2 separate regions of the Homo sapiens genome follow, and region 2 is linked to region 1. Evidence: chromatin loops called from intact Hi-C (ENCODE). Cell type or tissue: PC-9. All regions are shown on one strand. Links, peaks and the distances in the headings refer to the core of each region. The heading gives the core; the rest is flanking DNA.

Region 1 (7,991 bases), core at 1,819-5,818:
CCGGCAGGATCCACCTCTAGGGCTGGGGATGGCTTAGCTCCAGCTATGCCATATGACTATGTGTAGAAGAAACAAGGAAGTGGTTACCTTGGGGAGAAGTAGAGAACAAATGCTGGGTAAGAAACCAATAGCACCATTAAAATGGGGCCATTGTACTTCATTGTGTTATTCTTTTTATTCTCTAAATAAAACAAATTCTGAATATAATCTGTGAATCCCTGGCTCTTATCTCTACACACTATTGCAGACTCTCCCTCCTTCTTCAGAGTCCCTCAAGGCATTTCATGGCACTGTGGTGGGGGTGTCTCGTGTTGTGAAGGGCTGTGGTGGTGTCTTCTTCTCTGGTCCAGGTCGCTGAATCTCCTTGACTGGAAGGTGCTGGCAGTTCAGCTGACACCGCCATCTAGAATCACTCAAGCACAAGAGCCCGCCCTGGGCCAACTGGGGCTTTGTTCTTTGGGATACGTGCAAGAATCATACCACATTCATCGCAGAATTGGGGGAGATGCTTCTATCTCGGGGAGTTTTAAGTGACAGTTACTCTATCAGATTACTCTGTTACTTTCTGCTTTCCATTCCTTTGTCTTTAGGATTTAGACATAGGCTGTGGGAACAGAGCCAGATGACAATAAGGCCAATAATTGGGCTGCTGAGAATGGCTTCCAAGCTGCTGGCGAGGACAGCTGGGTAGAGATAGGTTGCAACCGGGAGAACAGGCTCCTTGGGGTATTTAGTGCCCGAGTTAAATAGACCAATATAGGTGATCTGGGAACACATTTATCCTTATGCATGATCTGTGAGAAACTGGGTTCCAGACTTGAAGTCTGGGCTCAGAATGATTTAGAACACAATCTGTTTGCAGGTTGCAAGTTACTTAAATAAATTATCGCTCTTCTTGCCTCTATTGTCACCCACTCTTCCCCAAAACACTACGTCATTAGAAGAGAAAGCTAATATAATAGAAAAAATAGAACTTTTCTTCCTGCCTGTATCAAGGCAGTAATGATTTGATTTAATAATGAATGTCGTGGCTCACGCCTGTAATCCCAACACTTTGGGAGGCCGAGGCAGGTAGATCACGAGGTCAGGAGTTCAAGACCAGCCTGGCTAACACGGTGAAACCCTGTCTCTACAAAAAATACAAAAAATTAGCTGGGCATGGTGGCACGTGCCTGTAGTCCCAGCTACTCAGTAGGCTGAGGCAGGAGAATCGCTTGAACCCAGGAGGCGGAGGTTGCAGTGATCCAAGATCGTACCACTGCACTCTAGCCTGGGCAACAGAGCAAGACTCCATCTCAAAAAATAAAAATAAAAATAAAAATAAAAATAAAAATATTAATATGAAGGCTGAGCAGGGGGACTTTTTTTTTTTCAGTTTCTTTACTGCATCAGCACAGGTTCTTGGGGAAATGCTCTGGTTTCTGTCAACTATAGAATCAGTGGTAAAATTCCCAGCTGCTTCTGGCATTTGTCCCTTTATTCCCTATGATTTGGCCAACCAGGGGAGTTGGTTGGGGTAGCATGGGAAGCCCACAGGAGCTCAGTCATAAGGGGAAGGCACAGTTAAGGCTAAAGGAATCCATAATGTATAAACTTGGCCTCACTGAGCCATCTGCCCATGATGGGGTGGGGCCTTGCCTCCATCTCTCCTGTGTAATGGTTATCCTGTAGGTGGTCTGATGTCCCCCTCATGTCTTTCCACGTTGGAAATGCTCTCGTTTAGACAACAATTTCCTGTTAAAAAACAAAAGCATAGCAACAGAAATATGTGGTTTCTTCTGAGTCCTTCCTCTACCCTGGCAGTACTCTGGATGAAAAGAGTCAAGTTCTATAAATATAATGCAGCTTCCTGGACAAAATGTATTAAAAGGGTCAGATGTTCCACTTTCTGCAATCCAATGGAGTTGTGGTTGTCTGAAGTCAACTGATGCATTCAGGTTGGAATGGCGCCCAGGGAAGAGAGTTTAGGAACAAGCATAAACTTGGCCTTCCTCTCATTACACTGAGTTCGCCACAGGATAACACTGTCTCCCACCCTCAAGGGTTTCCATGGTCTGACCAGCTGCAGCTCCTGTCACTTCCCCATCCCACACTCCCTCTGCTTCGGCTGTGTTGGTCCGTTCATTGCTAACTTGCGTCTGTTTGCCAGCTTGCTCCATCTTCTCTGCTTGGGGCAGGATCAGATAACCAATGAGCCCAGTGTCTCTACCACTCCCTTTGCTCACCTCTGCAGTACCTAGGTGTTCATTGCAGACACAGAAAAGACCTACTCCTAAGTATCTCATGTTATTGATGAGAAAATTGCAGTCTGGAGAGAGCTGGCAATACCATCAAACGTGCACAGCAAGTTCATGTCAGAGACTGAGCTGGAATCAAGATATCTTGCCTTCTAGCTTCATACAGTTGCCATCATACCAGCTGCATTGATAATTTTTTTTTTTTTTTTGAGATGGAGTCTCACTCTGTCGCCCAGGCTGGAGTGCAGTGGCGCAATCTCGGCTCACTGCAATCTCCGCCTCCCGGGTTCACACCATTCTCCTGCCTCAGCCTCCCAAGTAGCTGGGACTACAGGTGCCCACCACCACACCCGGCTAATTTTTTTATATTTTAGTATATGGAGTTTCACCGCGTTAGCCAGGATGGTCTCGATCTCCTGACCTCGTGATCCACCCAACTCGGCCTCCCAAAGTGCTGGGATTACAGGCGTGAGCCACTGCGCCCAGCCTGATAAGATTTTTAAATTTTCTCCAAAAGGGGGTGTGTGTGTGTTTGTGTGTGTGTGTACAATGCTTAGGGATGCCAAGCTATTTAAATCATATAGCATGAAAACTGGGCCTGTCTAAACATATATTAGGGTTGGGTCTGCATCACCTTTAGTTAGCTAACTACTAATATTTCAAGTTTTTAGCATCCCTAAAATGTTTGCTCACCAGTCTTTTTAAATATTATATTGCTGCGGACATAATTTTTTTAAAAAGAGTTTCTACATATGATTTTGTGAATACTTAGCCTTTGACTAAGGATTGACTCTGAAAAGGCTGTTTCTATTATCTGTTCAGCCAAGTCTTGTGTTTTCAACATATATGTACTAAACAGCATTATGTTGTCTTAATATGACACTAAAATGGGGTTCAAGGCAGAACATACTTCTGTTTGTTACAATTTAGGATCATAAGGTATCTTGGAAAATAGTAGTCTGAAGTACAGAATCCAAGGACAGCCTCCTGTGGTTTATTACTTTTATTTATAGCAGTCTACTTTTTCCTATTTGCAACAGATTTGGCTAAACAATGTTTTATTAATTCAAGCAGGAATATTTTCCTGCATTGAATTTGCATTAAAATTGCCTAGGAAATAATATTACCCGGTTTTCCTCACACACCCTCTATGCTGCTAGAGAACTTTTAGAAAAGCTGAATTCAGAAGTCTGCAAATAAATGAAACTGTGAAAAGTAGAGGTGACTCTCCTTTAGAACTACAAGGGATAGTGAATCCATCAGCAGTCACAAGTAAAAATACTGTCTTCTTGTGGTAGAGTGCTACTTATTCCTTTAAAAGCTTTTCCAGCCCATCAGCAGGTATTAAAATGTTCAAGGCCTCTTGTCTTTTTGTAAGATGTGTGTATAAAAAAGAATTCAGAGCAGAAGGTTTGAAGATTATCTTGTATACAAGGGCGGCTAAAATACGTGCAATAGGTCTTTCCAGGAATATGAAAGTGAAGATTGATGCCGAAAGTCTCATTGCTGTTTTTCTAAACTGGTTGCTGTTGGCTGTGAAAGCTTTCTTTGAATTAGTGAAGGTTTCATGTGCCCACACATAGCCTGAAGTGAGAAACTCACTGTTGCTTGTGCTTGCCAAAAGCAGACATAAAGCATTGGCTGCCCTACCTGTAACTTCTGCTAAAAACAGAACACAAAATTATCATGGGAGCCTTCAACAGCTAGAACACCATCTAAACAAAGTAAAAAGTGATTGGATTCTTTATGGCTCCCTCAAAGATTTTTCAACTCCCTGTAGTCCAGTTCCAAAAAAAGGAATGATGGTTTTCTTGGAGAGCCAACAGTTCCCTTTGTAAGTTTCTGGAATTTTTGTACATGATATTTTGAGTTCTTCTACAATAAAATTTAATGGTCCATTTGAGAAAGTGTACTCATATTAAATGTAGTGTCTATTATTGGGTAGTCTGAGACAATTCCTGAGTGCTCAACTCTCCTTTGATCTGTCGAAACATAGTGGTTGCCATGGAGTCTTGCTGGCCGATGACCAAGTAGGAGTTCCACATTCCACTCAGCTGGGCGCAGTGTTCCTAATCAGGCCGGACCTGAAACTCTAGCACAAAGGACTTTAAAACCGGAATGCTTTATGTGTAATCACTGAAAATAAGTTGATTATTTGTAGGGCAGAGTATGGTAAAGGTTAAAAATTTCATGTTTCACTTATTTAAATTTTGATTTGTTTCTGGAAAAATATTTTAGTCTTCTGATGATATGAAATGTAAAATTCTCTCTAGTCCCCCTGCTTTGTACAAAGTAATACAAAACAAGATTTGTCTTATTTGACCTTAAATATAAATAAAATGGCAGCTGAATTATTGTGAGCAATGTAGCTCAAGTATCTGGCCGTCATCTTTGCATTTTATTGCAGTGATGACTCCATGCCATTGTTAATCTGGATTTATTTTTAAACAGTTTAACTAGGGCCTTTTTTTGCAGGCTTTTCTTTGTTTCTCCCCTACTTAGTTCTGAGGAAAGCCTAAAATAAGATCCCTGTAAACACTGATGTTCATTTTTTAACTCAAACATTTGCACAGCCCCACTGTGGGTTCAGGAAAGACAAAAGGAGGCTCCTGACTTAGATCTAGCCCTCAAATAGAGAGGGGAGAAAGCCTTGAAGACACATCACTGTAGATAGCTGGGATGTGTTTTTGCTGTACAGAATGAGTAGGAGTGAGGAGAAAAGATGACTTTTGCCTGGATAGATGGGGGGTTGAAGAGGCTTCTGAGATGGTTTTTGATTGCCTACCGAGGTCATTCTCTGACCTAGTTTGATGTCTAACTCCCTTATAATTGCATCAGCTTGAACCCATAAGGCTTCAGTCTGTGGGGAGAATTAACCCTTTAGCTAATGGATAAAATAACGCGACGTTCTTTGGGGTTAAATTTTTGCCTAAATTACTTTTAATACCTTACTCGATGTCAAAGTTACTGGAACTGTGTATTTAGTCCTTTCGGCATCATCCTATGCTGTGTAAAGAATTATTCTTTTTTTTTTTTTTTTTTTGAGATGGGAGTTTTGCTCTTGTTGCCCAGGCTGGAGTGCAGTTGCGCGATCATGCCTCACTGCAACCTCCACCTCCCAGGTTCAAACGTTTCTCCTGCCTCAGCCTCCCGAGTAGCTGGGATTACAGGCGCCTGCCACCACGCCCAGCTAATTTTTTGTATTTTTAGTAGAGACAGGGTTTCACTATGTTGGCCAGACTGGTCTCGAACTCCTGACCTCAGGCGATCCACCCACCTCGGCCTCCCACAGTGCTGGGATTACAGGCGTGAGCCACCATGCCTGGCCAAGAATGATTTCTTAAACTTCAATCAGGTCCTTACCAAAAATGCTCTTCATGTGGACATTGCCATAACCCAGATTTTGATCCTAAAATGTATTTCTAATTTCCTTTTCAAACCATTCCTGGGATAACTAAGGGATTTTTGTGTTTAAAGAAAACAGTGGCTTTATTAATTTTTACCCTTGGTCCTCAATGAGATAATTGTTTATTTTTCTTCATAAGCCCCATGGATTTTGATAGAAGAAAAATATTGATTATACAGTATTTTCACATATGTTTATGTTTTCAAAGTAAATAAACAATGAGGAATCAATTTTCAAAAATCAGTAACATTGTGGGTTTTTTTCTAATAAAAAATCAACTTACACAGGTTTTTCTTTTCATAGCCTTCCACTGACCTTTATTTCATTGACTTTATAAGGAATATGTTCTATTTTGTTCATATTTGTTCATATTTTTAAAGCCATGTATAAGATAAACGTTGCGTTTGTAATAAAGAGTAAACCTAAGAACAAGGCACAGAGATGGAAGGCTAACCCAGAAGGACAACATCGAAGCCCTGAGCAGGGCAGCCACCTACGCTACACAGCCGCAGCATGCGCTACCAGTACCAGTCACAAATCTGAGCATGGGCGCCCCCTGGAGTTGTACCAACATGTCAGTCCTAGAACTAAGGGTAATAAAAAATGCTTTTGCATTCTTGTGCTCATTCAGCAAAACTTTGGAGTTCCCTATTTATCCTGGGAAGAGTGGGGAAACCCTGGGCCACATGAGCATACATAGATAGCTAAAGGGTCTGTTGGTTGTTGACCCCACATAGTCCATTTGGCTGAGGGAAATGACATAATGTTAACGCTTATGTTGCTTCTTTTTCTGTGTTATTTTATTATTGTTGTTGTTGTTATATGAGTAAGTTCTTTAGTGGTACCCATCACCCATGAATATACTGCACCATATTTATAGGCTTTTATCCCTTGCCCCCCCCTCCCATTCTTTCCCCCAAGTCTCCAAAGTCCATTGTATCATTCTTATGCCTTTGCGTCCTCATAGCTGAGTTCCCACATACCAGTGAGAACATACAATGTTTGGTTTTCCATTCCTGGGTTACATCACTTAGAATAATAGTCTCCAATCTCATCCAGGTCACTGCAAATGCTGTTAATTCACTCCTTTTTATGGTTACATAGTATTCCATCATATATATATATATATATATATACACACACACACCAGTTTATTTATCCACTCATTGATTGATGGGAATTTGGGTTGGTTCCGCAGTTGTGAATTGTTCTGCTATAAACATGCCTGTGTAAGTATCTTTTTTGAATAACGACTTCTTTTCCTCTGGGTAAATACCTGGTAGTGGGATTGCAGGATCACATGGTAGATCTACTTTTAGTTCTTTAAGGAATCTCCACAGTATTTTCAATAGTGGCTGTACTAGTTTATATTCCCACCAGCAGTGTAGAAGTGTTCCCTGTTCACTGCATCCACACCATATGTTGCTTCTTTTTCCTCCGTCCTAGAGTATTCCTTAAAAGAGGAAAGGACAGAGCCATTATGGGTAAGAAGGAACCAGTGCCCCAGACTGTTGAGGAATTGGTCAAGTCAGAAATCACTTGCTCACTCTGAGCCAACATTTATGGAAGGACTCCATATGCCGGGCACTGTAGTAAGTGCTGAGGAGACAGTGCTTACATTGGTAGTGACACCTGCAAGAAGCTTAGAGTCTAGTGGAGCTGAAAGATAACAGTTTAAAAAACCCCAAGTATATTATTTTAAATTGTGGTCAGTGCTATGAATGAAGAGACCAGGATGCTCTAAGAGATCACATTCTAGTCACAGGAAAAGACTAGGGAAGACCTACATGAAGTTGGGACATGAATGAAAGAGTGAATGAATGGAAAACCAGTGAGGCTGGAGGCAGTGAGCAGTGGGGATGGGGTTGGAGAGAGAGATGAGGACTAGCTCTTGCACAGCCTTGCAGACCATGTTAAGGAGTTTGGTTTTTATTCTAAATGCAATGGGACTATATTTATAGGTTTTAAGCAGGAGGGTGATGGAATCCAGTTCAGCTTTCTAAAGATTCACTAGCTATTGGGTGAGAATGAATTACAGAAAGTGGGGTGGTAAAGAGATGACAAGTCAGAAGCCTTGTGCTGCAGGCCAGTCAAGAGCTGGTGGTGGTCCCTTGGGCCAAGGGGTCCCTGATAATAGAGAAGTTATTCTCCAGGACACAAAAAAATATGCAGATGTTATCAAAGAACCCCTCTTTGGGTAATGGAAAAAGAAAATGCTAAGTCTTAATCCCAATATTTCCCCCACCTAACTCACCTTTTATCTGCTGTGCAAGTACTCCCTCCTTCTCTCTATATAGTGGAGAAAATTAGAGCCTGATTCCACGGGTGTTCATATGAATAAATTAATG
Region 2 (5,321 bases), core at 542-4,541, 53 kb after region 1:
TTTTTTTTGAGACAGAGTGTCACTCTGTCACCCAGACTGGAGTGCAGAGGCACGATCTCGGCTCACTACAACCTCCACCTCCCTGGTTCAAGTGATTCTCCTGCCTCAGCCTCCCGAGTAGCTGGGATTATAGGCATGCACCACCACGTCTGGCTAATTTTTGTGTTTTTAGTAGAGACGAGGTTTCATCATGTTGGTCAGGCTAGTCTCGAACTTCTGACCTCGTGATCCACCTGCCTTGGCTTCCCAAAGTGCTGGGATTATAGGCGTAAGCCACCGCGCCTGGCCTTTCTTCCCTTTTCTTTTCCTTCCTGCTAGTATGTGAATGTATTATCCCTCCCCAGGCCTCATGCGCTATCCATTGGTTAATTTATTCAAGCAAATACTTGGTACTAGGATCAATATAAAGGCAAAAAAAAAAAAATGTGTTTGTGTGTGTGTGTATTCCCTGCTCTGAAAAAGCTTAATATTTAAAAAATGAAATTCAACATACTTTAAATCTTTGATATTTGTAGATGCAGTTTAGGTGCTTTCACTTATTTGCAAGTTATAGGAGAGGTCTTTACTTACACAAGTTGATGATTTTGCTAAAGCAGAAACCGCGGATGAACTAATAAATGACTGTCCCATAGGACCCAATATGGCCCCCGCTGTCACTTCAAAGCTGTCCTTCAGGACTGTCACTTTTCTGGTGGGTAAGCTTAGCAAACTGCCCACCATCCACACACACAGCAACTTTGCTGTCTTTGTTTACGTTTAACATACATGGAATCTCTCAGAAATAGCACTTTAGAAACATGTTTCTTGGCAAAAAGCAAAAAAAAAAATCCAAGTACAATGTAATTTTATTGGAAGTTAAAAGTAGCTGTGTTGTGATCTGAGGCTGTGCACGATGGATGAGTCATTAGGAAGCCTAGAACCTCTGTGTATTTTATCCCATCTAAGAGTTTAGAGCTTTGTGTCTGCCTCGAGAATATCAAATCTATGGTATAGGAAGGTTCCCTGCCCCCAACAGCTACCATGCAGGGTAGGAGTGAGACACTTAGAAAACGATTAAATATGAGACCACATGATCCTTACTCTAAGTGTAATAAACAGCTGTTAAAGTAATGGAAAGAGCTGTGGGTTGGAGTGGTTGTAGCAGATCAAACGGGAGCTTGATGTGAGCTGGCTCTTCGTTGAGCAGGAGGGAAGAGCCCAGCTTAGGCACTGGTATGGGAGACACAGACATGATGTGGGAAGCCACAGGGGTTGCTGTGGAGGCCAGAATAGAGGATGAAGAGTCTCCACAGCCCAGGGAGGACCCTGCCTCTCAAACTGCCTTCTCAGCATGCTGGATTTACTGATTTCCATCAAACTGGTGAATTTTGTGAGAAATTCCAACAAGTTGTCTTCTGAACTATTTCCTTTAAAAATCACTTATTTAAATAGCCATGTGTAGGTTCAGCCTGATTTGAAAGGAAATCAGCATTAAAACAAATTATCCTATTATGTTGTTAGTTTAAAATCACTTAATAGGCATGACAGAAATAGCTATGTTAAGAATGATCTGCTAGTGGTGTTTTCCATAACCACAAATGAATGCTTTAAATGGAACTTCTATTTAAAGGGTTTTCATCCTTTGAAATAGTTCAGTTTTAGATGTCTATGCAAAGACATAATCCATATTTTGAATTTGAGTTCCACAGTGCAGTGGTATCAGTTTTCAATAGCATTTTTGTGCTTCTGGAGACCTTCGTTTAAAGAACTCAAGATCTTTGTCAAATATACGCCTTCTGAATCTTTCTATAAAAATAGATATAGCATTTTAAGAAGGACTGGTGGTCTTAGAGAAATCAAAAACCCAAAATAATTGGAAGGTCTCACTTACTAAAGTATTGTATGAATACTAGATCATTCTGTCTTTACTACTTAGTATTTATGAATATATAATCACAGAACTTAACTGTTCTCCAAAGAAATGCATGTACATACCAATTTTAGGTATTTGTCTTCAGATACGCTTTTTAAATGTTTTTTAAATGTCAGCCTTAAATGTTTTCTCCTTAAACTTTGTTCACCTAAAATTCTATCAAGTGTCTTGTTAACAGAAACTAATTATCCAAACTGCCTTCCACTGGCTGTTATTCACACCCCACCCCCACCCCAACCTGCATTTTAAAACTTCAGTTTAAAGATGTGTCCGTTTACTTTGAAAGTGAAAAGATGTGTCCCTTTACTTTGAAACAAGCCCATGATTCAGGAAGTGAACTTAAAAATTTCAGAGCTCCAAAGATCTTGCTTATTTTATGGAGTTTAATGAGAACTGTGGCCAGAGCCAGGAAGGTGAAACCCAGCAGCTTTGGGCGAGTGTGGGTTGTATTTGATGTTCACAAAAGAATGGAAGTGGTAGGGTGTTGCTCAGTGAAGTGTGCATTTTCGAGTTACCCACAGTGGTGTCTATTGTCCTGTTTCTCAATTGAATGATGTCATGTTTCATTTAAGGCTCTTAGTGATGCTGAAGTCTGTGGTCTGCACACTAGGGGGAAAAAGGCAGTGAGAAAGTTGCAAATCAGGTTTTTGTAAAGCCTTTGTGTGTTGGGTTTGGGAGATAAAAGCTGACTCATGCAATATTTCTACGGAAGGCGCTGCACAGACTAGCAAAGGCTGTTTCTTTTACCTGACTGAGGTCACTGCATCAGCTGAAGGCAGACGATGTGCTTAAGCCTGAGTGGAGCAGAGGTAGGTGCTAATGTGAGTGTCCCCAAAGAAAGGATGCAGGAACAAACGCTCCTTCCCTCTGGGAGCAGCCAGAGAGGTCCACCGAGGTGAGAAGGGGTCGCAGGGGGGGCTTTCTTCACAAGTGTGCAGGGACGGAAGCTTGGCTGGATCAAGGAAAACTCTCTGTTACAAATGCGATAGACTGAAGTCTGGAAGATGATTTTTTTCTCCCCCTCCATCTGAACTGCAGCCTGTCTTCAATAGTTTTTGTCTTAGTTTCATCTGATTTTGCTCTTTCCTTAAAGTGAGGTTGAAATATCTAGAGAGCTGATGTATCTGACTCTGGGGAGAACTCTAAAATCCTCAGTTGTCACGCGCCGAATGCCCAACATTTTCATATGCTTTCTTTTTGAGGTTCATATGCAGTCAAAGTTGGAGGAACAAAATAAATGTTTGCAAATGTATGCTTAGCAACTGCAGTGATGAAGTTTAGTCTGAGTCTAGTGGCAACCAAAGTTGCCTAAGAAAATGCAGTTTCCATTTTGAGTGTTTCTCGGTAAGAAACACTTTTGTGAGGAACAATGATTGGGGCAAAGGAGGCGTGGATTGTATTCAATGCCGTTGTCCATTGGAATCTGATTTCATTTGGCTTCATTATTTGAATTTAATGATGCATTTTGAAAGATATTTATATTCAGCATTCCTTAATCACATATTGAATATAAAAATTATTTTAATTTAAAATATTTAGATATCTGACACCAATTGACATTGTGATTTTAATTTCCTTAAATAACTTTTTCAGATTATAAAAGTAATACAGCTATTGAAGAAGAGATATTTACAGAGAAATATGAAAGGAACAAAATTATTCGTTTTACTCAGTAAAACCGATGTTAACATTTTATTATATATTCCTTCAATCTATTTCTAATGTAGACAATAAAGAAGCCGCATTTTAAATTCAAAATTAGGATCGTATTATATGTTTTTTAAACTACCCATTTTACTCACTGTATATTATGACCATTTTCTATACTTTTAAAGATTTGAGAAGACGTGACATTTAATCATTTTACATTGTACCTTCTAAATGGCTTTATTTACTTGGATCTCTGTTACTAGTCACTTTAATTTCTCTGCCTCCTTTTCTTTTTTCTTTTTCTTTTCTTTTTTTTTTTTTTTTTTTTTTGAGACTGAGTCTCGCTCTGTCACCCAGGCTGGAGTGCAGTGGCACGATCTTGGCTCACTGCAACCTCCACTTCCTGGGTTCAAGCGATTCTCCTGCCATAGTTTCCTGAGTAGCTGGGATTACAGGCACGCGCCACCATGCCCGGCTAATTTTTGTATTTTTAGTAGAGACAGGGTTTCACCATGTTAGCCAGGCTGGTCTCAAACTCCTGACCTTGTGATCCGCCCGCCTTGGGCTCCCAAAGTGCTGGGATTACAGGCGTGAGCCACTGCGCCCTGCCTCTTCCTCCTTTTTTAAAAGAACATGTCTAATGTACTTCATGGATTTATTTGTTTGGAGTGCTATTGTTAGTCACTTGGAATTTGCCTCTTCTTCCTCCTCCTTTTTCTTTAAGAAAATGTTATTTCTCTTGGTGCCTCCCTCCCAGCTGTGCAGGGATGTTTTGGAACTGAGTGCGTTCCATACAGATGGAGCTTGTATATATAACCATCACTGTTTAGTTACTGCCTTGAGACTGATAATTTTACACTAACAGGAAGGTACTGTTCAAAGCAAAGCTGGAGCATAGATTATTATTTAATCTAAATTACAAATAGAGATTTTTTTAGCCTTTGAAAAACTCGGTGATACACAGTTTTTCATCATCCAAGACCTGGCATTCGTAGGATGTAGAAGAAACTGCTATTAGAGGGCCACTGCTTGTGCTGTGCCTCCAGCTGGGAAGAGGCCGTGCAGTCGTGACAGCCAGTGGTTTGCTGGGTTTTCAGGATTGGAGTCATGGCCCAAAGATTGGATGAGACTTGGAGAAGTCACCTAGTCCAGCTGCCTCACATACAAGGAAACCAGAGATGCAAAGATCAGTACAAACCCCGGGGGGTGCAGAGCCAGGGCAAACATGCAAATCCTCTGACCAAAAGGGAGTATTAGGACATAATTTAATTTCCGGTTGGTTCTCTGAAATGTGTTTATACAGAGGGTTGTGGATATATGCATTCCTGTGCACACATAGCCACACACTGTGTAGTCCCTTTTGGCATATGGTACCATGTGCTTTAGACAAGCAGCTTATGTTGAGTCCTTCATTTCCTGATCTCTAAGTTCCTTTTCTACCCTACTATTTTATGAGTACAAGGAAGGATGGACTAGAAGTTAGAAAATCTAGTCTCTGATTCATAGTTCAACTTTGAGCATGATGTTATATAATCTCTGCTTTTTTTTCCCCATCTATACAGTTTTCAAAAAGTAATGAGACACATGAAAGAGCATTGAGGTTGGTTTTGGGGGCTTTTTAAGGATAATTTTGACATAGAATTGTAGCAGCTGTATCATAATAAGGCTCACCTGTTATAATAGAGACTGTTTGGGTTCTCTCTTATTGCTTAACCAATCACACTGGAACCTAATGGCTTGAAACAACAAACATTTATAA

Evidence for each region. Hi-C counts contacts between places; a loop is a spot of excess contacts. Peaks named below come from ENCODE experiments on the same cell type or tissue, not always from the same donor. Only the 100,000 strongest peaks of a DNase experiment are listed, where the experiment ranks them.
Region 2: a loop joins it to region 1, with 12 times the contacts of the local background. A loop is called at or near these places in 1 of 110 quality-filtered maps.

What each region holds. Positions count from the first base shown.
Region 1 is chr6:150,664,333-150,672,323 of GRCh38, forward strand. All of the region lies in intron 2 of PLEKHG1 (pleckstrin homology and RhoGEF domain containing G1), which reads left to right. Among named protein-coding and RNA genes, the nearest start is that of PLEKHG1, 68 kb to the left of the region's middle. In PC-9, for the core only: a CTCF peak has its summit at 4,306; a DNase peak (open chromatin) is centred at 4,279; H3K4me3 peaks cover 881 bases; H3K27ac peaks cover 1,849 bases.
Region 2 is chr6:150,718,480-150,723,800 of GRCh38, forward strand. The region is part of intron 2 of PLEKHG1 (pleckstrin homology and RhoGEF domain containing G1); the gene reads left to right. Among named protein-coding and RNA genes, the nearest start is that of PLEKHG1, 120 kb to the left of the region's middle. In PC-9, for the core only: CTCF peaks have their summits at 2,516 and 2,727; a DNase peak (open chromatin) is centred at 2,532; H3K27ac peaks cover 2,629 bases.